2 separate regions of the Homo sapiens genome follow, and region 1 is linked to region 2. The links are chromatin loops, found by intact Hi-C in ENCODE. Cell type or tissue: chondrocyte. All regions are shown on one strand.

What was found. Hi-C counts contacts between places; a loop is a spot of excess contacts. Peaks named below come from ENCODE experiments on the same cell type or tissue, not always from the same donor. Only the 100,000 strongest peaks of a DNase experiment are listed, where the experiment ranks them.
Region 1: it touches region 2 in a loop (2.6-fold over the local background); 18 of 110 quality-filtered maps call a loop at or near these places.

Annotation. Positions count from the first base shown.
Region 1 is chr2:85,738,880-85,743,879 of GRCh38, reverse strand. No RefSeq gene overlaps it. Among named protein-coding and RNA genes, the nearest start is that of ATOH8, 13 kb to the left of the region's middle. In chondrocyte, a CTCF peak has its summit at 1,938; no DNase peak of the experiment used is centred here.
Region 2 is chr2:86,077,623-86,082,622 of GRCh38, reverse strand. It overlaps POLR1A (RNA polymerase I subunit A), which reads left to right. Exons shown (of 34, transcript NM_015425.6): 8 at 917-1,022; 9 at 1,645-1,807; 10 at 4,339-4,509; 11 at 4,642-4,764. Among named protein-coding and RNA genes, the nearest start is that of POLR1A, 26 kb to the left of the region's middle. In chondrocyte, CTCF peaks have their summits at 2,334, 2,540 (motif pointing right), 3,453, 3,663 (motif pointing right) and 1 weaker place; a DNase peak (open chromatin) is centred at 2,521.

The DNA of each region.
Region 1 (5,000 bases), 340 kb after region 2:
GGCTGCCTGGGGAAAATCCATTCTGTCTGGTTCACTGAGTTTCGTGCGTGACTCAGAACAACACAGATAACTTCTGAGGACTCCTGGAAGTGGGCGGACCTTCACTTTGGGGTGGCAAAGAACTTGACATGTGATGGGGGTGTGTGGGGGAGTGTGAGGGTGGCGTGGGTCATTGGTAAGGGGGGTAGGCTGCAGGAGAGGGCTGACCTGATATGAACCCTGGGGGGACTGCCAAGGGGCCCAGCCACTACCTCCTGGGAACAAGGAAACAAGGTAGTTTATCTCTCTGGCTTCGGAGCGTTTGTCACACTGCCCCCTGGAAGTCTACCCTGGCATCTTAGGTCCCCAACATTCCCCATCTTGAATTCAACAATCCTCTTTTGAGTGGGGCAGGGAAAACAAGCCCTTCCACAAGGAACTCGGCTAAGTGAAAAGTGGCCCTCAGCGGTGGTGGACAGAGCCCAGGCTTTGGACAAGGATGGTCCCGAATTGACCCTTGGCTCACCACCTACAAGCTGGGAGTTTGGCTGAGTTCCTTGATCTCACCGGGCCTCAGTTTCCTTGTTTGCAAAGCTAGGATAGAAAGATTACTGGCCCTCATAGGGTTGTTGTGAGGATTAAAGGGAGATTATCAATGTAAAGGGCTGAGCACAGGGCTTGGCAGATGGCAGCTAATAACTGCACCTTGAACGTCTCTCCTCTCCTCTCAGTGCAGTACCATACATGCTTCAGGGCTCTGATCCTACCACACCTCCTTCAGGAAGCCTTCCCTGGACACACTCAGCCCAGAGGAACACACTCCGCTCTTGGGAACTTCCAGGCTCACCTGCCAGTGTTCTATACTGAAAGCCTTGTTTCTCCAAAGAACCCACAGATCACTGGGGGCTGATGTGGTTTGCAGCCCTCCTTGCTCCTGCAGGCTCCCAGCTCAGAGCTGAACACACAGCACATGCTGAATAACATGGCTGCTCAAGCTCCTGGCACCCTCTCCCCGCCCCAGCCCACCTTATTCCCCCAGATCCCCTGATTTTCCAACCCCCTGTCTCATTTGTTCCTAATGCTTCTGTCTCCATGTCTCCAGAGCTCTGTTTGCATGAGGGAAAAAACTCTACATACACACACACACACACACACACACACACACACACACACACACACAGCCCAGAAAGCATCCAGTTGCTCCCGGGCTGGCTGCCAGCGATTGAGTGACCTGCAGCTTCCTCCCCAAATCACATTCCACTGGCACGGATCTTGCCCCGCCTGACGCCAGCCTCCGAACTCGCCCCCAGAGCAAACATTTCCAGTTGGCAGCTCGGCCTTGTTTTTCTGAGGCCCTGATTCGGGCTCCCTTGTAGAAAACAGAAAACAAAATGCATTGGACCAAAAATGAAATGAAATAAATTTTAAAAGGATGGAGGGCTGGGGGAAGGCATTTGCTCCAAGTCACATGGAAAAATAGAAGCTTCAGGGTGTACAAATAGCGTTTAAGAAGCAAACACACATGCTCACCATCCCCCCATCCTGCTGGCTTTGAGGCTGTGATCAATTCATTCAGGCTGCTGCCTCCCGCTAAAAGACTTACTCTGTTCTCATTCACAGCTGCGAGGGGAGGACCCGGGAGAAGGGTGGTGGGAGACCACAGATCTGAAAGGGGAGGGTGATCGGGGTTACAGGACTGTTGTTTGTTCCAAAGGGGAAATTAGAGGAAGAAAAATAAACATGGCCAGCCACATTTTAACCCCAGTGCGCGAGGAGTCCGGGGATGGACAGGGTATGTGTGTGCGTGTGCTGGCGTGTGCACATGCCTGTGGGCGCCGCCGTGTTTGCCTTCTCAAAATAAGAGCTGCTCAGTGGAAAGATGTCATAACCCAGGCTCAGGCGGCAGGGGGACGGGCCAGCCAGGGGGGGCAAGGCTGGCGCCCAGGCCTGCCCATGGGGTCAGGCAAAGGCCGGGTGTCAGAACAGGGGAGCTGTGAGTCAAGGGCCAGGCGTTTGATGCCGAAGGTCAGCCCCCAGCTGGGGCTCAGTCCATGGGGAAGAGGTGGTCCGAGGAGCATTGCTAAGAAAGGATGAGCTCATGGGATGTGGGGCTCATCTCAGCAAAGGAGGGTTGTGATGTGGGGAGGGAGGCCCCAGGGGAAGTCCATGGAGGTGGAAGGGACTAGGTGAGGTGGCAGGGTGAGGAGGAGGACAGAGAGGTGGTTAGCTGACCCCAGAGTGAGGGCAGTTGGCCACCAATCTGGCTGGGTCACAGAGCTGAGGAGCAGGGCTGCAAAGCACCTCCTGCCCAGGAACAAGGATGCTGGGAGGTGGCATGGGAAAGGAGACAGGGATCCCAGGACTGAGAGAGCATGCGGGACCTGGGCTGAGATGTAGGGTCCTTGGCCCAGGAGAGTCCCAGACGTGTTGTCAAGCATCAGGCCAGGAGTGAGTGGGCAGTCACATGAGAAGCCAGGCAGGTCCGTCAGCTTGGGAAGCCGTGAGACAGGACGAGAGCAGGCAGCTCAGAGCTGGCACCAGGACCTGTGTGGCTGGGTCGCTTCTCTATGGTGCCAGCTTCTCCATACAGGGAAGAGCCTGGCACCTTTAAGGGAGCTGGCAGTACCGAAGAGATCCCAGAGAGAGGGCCTGATGGAGTCTGCAGTGGCTGTCGGTGCTCAGCTTGATGGTCAGGGGCTCTGGAGCAGGAAGGTACACAGTCCAAGAAGGAAGATCCAGTGTCCCCCAGAGGGCGATGGCAGGACCGCCTGTGTCCTAATCACCTGGAGTATGTAATAAAATGTACCTTTCTTCCATTCTTTCTACCTGCTGGATCAGAACCCATGTGATTGGGCCACTGAGGAGCTGAACTTTAGATGGCCAGCCATGGGATTCTCCTGCACATTCAGGTTGAAGAATCCCTGCCCGAGCTGATGTTGCCAAATCCTTTGACCTTCCTGGCTCCTCTTCTCTGGCTGTAGCACTATCTATCCAGACCCTAGGAACCACAGGACTTTCCACTTTCCCTTTACCACGATCTTCAAGGACAGTAGTCAACAAACCTTTCCCAAGGGTATTTTGACTTTGATTCCGAAACTTTGTAAACCCAAAGAAATGAGTCTCTAATGGTGGAAATTCAGGCCTGGAGAAAGCCAGTAAAAGAATCTTGGAGAGAACATGGGGTGCCTTCCAACTAACCCTCAAATTCGCTGTGTATCTGGGAGGCCCCAAAGACAGTTTTTAAAAAAACGTGTTTCCTTAATTGATCAGTTCTCAGAATAGTGACTTGGTTCTTTTTTGTTGTCATTTTGAATTCTTGGATTTTACAATATTTGATGTGTTTCAGCTCATTGCAGGATTTTTGTATGTTTGTTTTGGTTTGTTTTGGGATGCACAAATAATCCCATTTTATCCAGTGGGAGCTCCTTCAAGTTGGCACCTGAGTCCTTTTGACATGCCCCTCGTGGTGTTTGGTCACTTTCTCGCTTTCTGGTTCAGGATGTTCTGGGCTCATCTTGTGTATTTGTTGCCCCAGACCTGGAAACAGGCAATTCTCCAAGAAGCCTTGGTTCCCTTCAGTGAGAAAAGATACTTAGAGACCACAGTTTGGGCACTATACGTGCTCAACCAGAGACAGCTTCTTTTCTTTTTGTTTCTCAATCTTCTCGAATAACTTGAGTCTGGGCCAAGTGCATCTGAAGGACACCACACTCTGCCCCATTAAGTGTGTTTCTCCTGGATCCCAGGTTGTCTCTTCCTTGGAGGTAAGCTCTGCCCACCTGAAGCGGCCTCCTTCCTTTTACTTCCCTCCCCAGAGATTAACCTCAGTCTCCAGGGCTGGTCCATCAGCCCCAAAAGCCCACCATCTCTCTTGGGTGTGTACTGGAATATGAGGTGCACCGAGAGAGTTGCTTACCTCTCTATGCCGTAGCTTCTTCATCTGCAAAGTGAGGTTTTAAGGATTTTATTTTATTTTTCTTCTTTTAGAGTTAGGGTATCATTCTGTCACCCAGGCTCTAGTACAGTGCCACAATCACAGCTCACTGCAACCTCCAACTAGTGAGCTCAAGTGGTCCTCCCACTGCAGCCTCCCAAGTAGCTGGGACTACAGGTGCACACCACCACGCCTGGCTAATATTTTAATTTTTTTTAGAGATGGGGGTCTTGCTATATTGCCCAGGCTGGTCTCAAACTCCTGGTCTCAAGCGATCCTCCTACCTCTGCATTCCAAAGTGCTGGGATTACAAGCATGAGCCACTGCACCCAGCCAAAAGTATTTTAAATGAGATAATTCAAAGTTCTTAGCACAGTGCTTAGCAAATAGTGAGCACTAGAATACCATATAGATTTGTATTATTAACAGTGTCTGCCAGGGGAACCTACAAGGTCTTTATGTGTACAAGTAGAATTTCTGGCAGTCTTCTCTGATATTCCCCAGTAAAAGGGTTTGTAGATCCTCCCACCTTGCTGCAAAACAAAGACACAAAGGAATTTGTGCCGCATTAGACCGTTTGAAGGAGGGAGCCCCCAGTTGGGAAAGGAGCATTCAAAAGAAGGAAGAAGTCTAGGGAGGGATGTCTTAAGCTGCAAGAAATACACAAATGTACGTGGAGGATGGTGGGCACTGTGAAGCATGTGTGGGGTAAGAGGAACATTGTGTAAGTATAAACCAGGATCACAGGATGGCAGGGCCACATGAAATTTTAGCCTGTGGGATCTGAGGCAGCTCTAGGGACCAGCTCCCTACTCTGTGGCAGTCAATAAAGCTGGTCACAGATATTCCTGTTTCTCCTCTTTCCACACAGACAGTAGCATTGCACGACTCTTCCATCTTTAAAATTAGGCACAGCCATGAGATTTGCTTTAGTCAATGAATTGTAAGCAGAAGGGGCATGTGTCACTCTAGACAGAAGCCTTAAGGGCCAGTGTACAATTGGCTAAACTTCCTTCACCTGCCTCTGCAACTGTGGAAGCACGCATCAGCCTCTATCAGCCTACGTTCCCATGTGACTATGGTGCAC
Region 2 (5,000 bases):
GTGGAACGCTGACTATAACCTCTGTGTAATAAGCGCTTACAAATGAACATGTTGTTAAAGAGGTATCAGAAAAAAAAAAAAGCACTGGAGTTAGTATGATTGCTTCTGTGGCAGGCCCTAGTACATTTTAATCTTTTTCTCTAGGCATTTTTTAAAGTAACCAGAAACCTGAAATAAAGCTTTGATCCACAGAAGATCCTTTCTTGGCAGTAACTGTTAGGGGTGGGAGGAGGCTAACTTAAAAAAAAATTTTTTTATTCAACATATTTTTTATGAAGATCAAAGTAATGATGTGTGTGCTGTCTGTGTTTTAATAGTCCAGGAGGGTGATTAAAAACAAGTGAAGTTTCTTCCCCATCCTTGCCCATCTCAGTCCCTGGTTTAAGAGCTATTGTCCCTGTAGTACCCATTTTTATGCTATCATATCCCCTGCATACAAACTGTCATGTACACAGGGGCTATTTTTTGTTTTTATAAAGAAAAATGAGGCCAGGCACGTTGGCTCATGCCTCCAATCACAGCAATATGGGAGGCTGAGGCAGGTGGATCAATTGAGCCCAGGAGTTCGAGACCAGCCTGGGCAACCAAGCAAAACCTCATCTCTTAAAAAAAAAAATACAAAAATTAGCTGGACATGATAGCACGCACCTGTAGTCCCAACTACTTGGAAGGCTGAGGTGGCAGGATTGCCTAAGCCTGGGAGATCAAGGCTGCAGTGAGTCATGATCGCACCACTGCACAGCAGCCTGGGCGACAGGAGTGAGACCTTTTCTCAAAAAAGAAAACTGTGACCTTAACTCTACATATTATCTTGTATTCTGTTTTTTCCTCACTCAGTAATATTTTTATGGTTGTCCTCCCATGCCCTTAGTGATAGATTTAAATGGTCTTCTTGGTTTATTTCTTTCCAACGCAGGATTCTTTCTGAACTACCTTTTTTCGGGAATGGATGATGATGGTATGGAATCCAGATTCAATCCCAGTGTGTTCTTTCTAGATTTCTTGGTGGTGCCGCCCTCAAGGTAATACCCTTTAATTAACTTATTTCACCTGAAAAAAAGCGTACTAAGGAACTGAAATGTGACCTCTAGGAGAGGTGAAAGGGCCAAGGGCACTGAGAGACAAAGCTGCAGTTCCGCTCCAGGTGCAGGTGGTGGGAGGGCTTGCTTTCCTTCCCGTTTGTTGTGAACGCAATAGGAATGTTGGTTGTTTTTGTTTGTTTGTTTTGAAGTGGAGTCTTGCACTGTCTCCCAGGCTGGAGTGCAGTGGCATGACCTTGACTTACTGCAACCTCTGCCTCCTGGGTTCAAGTGATTCTCCTACCTCAGCCTCCTGAGTAGCTGGGATTACAGGCACGCACCACCACACCCAAATAATTTTTGTATTTTACATAGAGATGGGGTTTCACCATGTTGGCCAGGCTGGTCTCGAACTCCTGACCTCCAGTGATCCACCTGCCATGGCTTCCCAAAGTACTGGGATTACAGGCTTAAGCCACCACACCCAGCCGGAATGTTGGTTAGGAAGGTTGGTTGTTTTGAGCATGGTGGGGTGTGCTCCCTACAGTAGGCATGGGTGAGAGGCTGAAGAACATGACCCTTTCCTCACACTAAACATTCATTTATTCCGTATGTCCCCCTGCAGGTATCGCCCAGTCAGTCGCCTAGGAGACCAGATGTTTACTAATGGCCAGACGGTGAACTTGCAGGCTGTCATGAAGGATGTAGTTCTGATTCGAAAACTTCTGGCATTGATGGCCCAAGAACAGAAGTTGCCAGAGGAAGTGGCCACACCCACTACAGATGAGGTCAGGGCTGCTCTGTTGCTGATGTGATGAGCACACATGCTTAGTGCTAACTCTGTGAGCTGTGGATGTAGACACTGGGTCTGGGAGATGCTTCCTGGGATGTTCTGTGCAGCTGGCAGCAGCCTTAGTGTGAGCTCTGGGCTTAGGGGGCACCTAGGAACATTAGGGGGACACACATGGGTCTGAGCATGGAAAGGTGTGGGTTCTGGTCTAGCTTCTACACCGAACGACCATGCCAGGTGACCCTAGTTGAGTCACTTCCTTATACTAGTGTCTGCTATAAAGTGCATGTGATTTGTGGTGAGATTTCACACCTAGGCTGTTCCGGGCTACCAGCTCTCGCAGCTCTAGAAAGAATAGCCTACTTCCCTCAGGCTTTAAGAGTGTCCCTTTTGGGTCACAGTACTAGAGCTCATGTTGCCAGCTCTATTTTGGACACGTTAATGTCTCCAGCATTGGGGTCAGGAAGGCAGTATTGCAGAGTGGAAATTCCTCTCAGAATAGGACAGTTTCAACTAACATTTCCTGAGCCCCATCTGTGTGCCGGGTTAATTAGTAGGTGTTCAGTGGGTACAAAGGTGAATTGGGCACCCAGGAAGCTTGCTGAGGTCATCAAGATCCTTCCCAGCTCTAAAGTACTCTCTGGATGCAAATAGGCAGCCTTGGGTAGACAGTCCGGGTTCTCAGACTCCAGCCGCTGCGACAGTCCCGCTGTCTGCCAGGCCCATCACAAGGTGGCGCCACTGTCTCTTGGACACTTATGGTGCAGGTTACACTTGGGGCTTTCTGTGGTTTTGCTTGTTTCCTGATCGGCCCGCATTGGTGTGCTTTTAAAAACTCCTTAGTGTAAAAGACATCAGCCATGTGCATGCCTTAGTGCAGTTTCCAAGAAAAGACCATGGGATAACTGTACCCAGTGACCAGGGTTGATGTCCCTTAAAAATCGGGCAGCCTGGCCAGGCATGATAGCTCAAGCCTGTAATCCCAGCACTTTGGGAGGCTGAGGCAGGAGGTTCACTTGAGCCCAGGAGTTTTAGACCAGGTGGGCAACATGGCGAAACCCTGTCTCTACCAAAAATACAAAAAATAGCTGGGCATGGTGGTTCATGCCTATGGTGCCAGCTACTCAGGGGGCTGAGGTGGGAGGATCACTGGAGCCAGGGAAGTCGAGGCTGCAGAGAGCTGTGATCGCACCACTGCCCTCCAGCCTGGGTAACAGAGTTAGACCCCATCTCAATAATTAAAAAAAAAAGAAAAATTGGTCGTCCCCTTTGTCAAACAAATGCTTCGCCTCTGAGGGGCAAATAGCATCCTCTGATTCCTATGTCCCACTGCCCTCTTTCCTTGTGATTGACAGGATGTGTTTTTTCTCCCCCCTTACTCTCTGTGTTCCATCCTCATGGCAGCCCTTGCCAGTCACCGTCTAGGCATTGGGGATACTCCAGTGAGACAAGTTCTCACTCATTTCACAATCACTGGTCTTGAGCCAGGTAATGCCATGAGCAGTGAGTTGGGCTAACAGGGCCCGGTCATCATGCAGGTGATCGTATCTCCCTCTGGGACTCCAGCCAGAAGGGGACCCTGAGTGTTTTATGTAGAATACATCTATTTTCCCTAGAGCTAAAGAAGATTCCTGTGTTCCTCAGGTTTGATGACAAGCCCACTTCATCACTACTGGGTTTTCATAACATTCTCGTTTACTGAATCTTCACCCACCCTCACCCTCCCACCTCAAGACACTGACAGGTTTCTTCTCTTATCTGCCCACACTGGAAGACGTGGGACCATCTGTCTCCTTGTGTCATACCCAGTCGATTGGGCCAGTAGGTGGCCAGACAGTATCAATAGGTGGTGCTCTAAGCCAGCTGAAGGCTTCTGTGTATTTCTGTCCCCTGGGTAGGGAGTGGGAGAGAGGAGGAGACAGGGCTAGGGGCAAAAATATTAAAAAAGGATTGGTTAAATATTCCAATGAGACTTGGCAATCAGCCACTAACTTGATATAGCTCAGCTGGAGACCCACATCTTAGTTGATGACATAGAATATCGTATGGCAAACCTAGTTCCTTTTAAGAAATTGTTCCACCTGCATGTTTGTAATTGGTTTGGATCAAGTTTTTCAAAGCCATAAATAAAACTGAAACTGCATGTGAGAATTGGTTATCTGGCAAGATAACAGAACTTCATAAGAAATGTACTGATGTGGGAAGGACTTCTTAGTTTTCTTTAGGAATTGCATATTAAGGGATTTCAGCAAAAATGCCTTAAGAAAGAAGCATGCTTATAAATTTTGAGTTCATCTTACTACTAGAAAGAGACAGGCTGGTAAATATATAATAGTGCTGATATGTCTTATTGACATGTACTTACAAGATTGATTTATTAGCATGTTTGTCTCTGATCTGTCAGGTTCAGAGGAGATAAACTCCAGAGTGCATAGTTGTCAGATCCAGGGTAAGAAAGAAAAATTAAATCAAGCCAGGCCTTTTGGAGCTTTTTTCCATCATCCCTGTTTTCTTGGTTTCATCTTCCAGGAAAAAGACTCTTTGATTGCTATTGACCGATCCTTTTTGAGTACACTTCCAGGCCAGTCCCTCATAGACAAACTTTACAACATTTGGATTCGCCTTCAGAGCCACGTCAATATTGTGTTTGATAGCGAGATGGACAAACTAATGATGGACAAGTACCCAGGCATTAGGCAGGTGAGCAAAAAACTGGATTCCCATTGCTAGCTACAGAAGATAAATAATAAACATTGTGTATTGAAACAAGAAACTAATAAGCCTACTGGAATTCTTGTTGAATGTTTTTTATGACCTTTTTTCTCCATAAAGATCCTGGAGAAGAAAGAAGGCCTGTTCCGAAAACACATGATGGGAAAGCGAGTGGACTACGCTGCGCGCTCAGTCATCTGCCCAGACATGTACATCAACACCAACGAAATTGGAATTCCCATGGTGTGTGTGTGTGTGTGTGTGTGTGTGTGTGTGTGTGTGTGTGTGTGCGCGCGCGCGTGCAGGGCTCATTTGCTCCCCGTGGGTGGCAGATGAGAATGCCGCAGAGGACTGGGGACAGGATGTGCAGCAGATTATTCTGGCTTGGGCGGAACTAGCTTCTGCCTCTTCCTGGACAGCCCACAAGGAGGTGACTGGAAGCTGCATGATGGCATTGCTGTCACTCCTTGCTAGGCTTA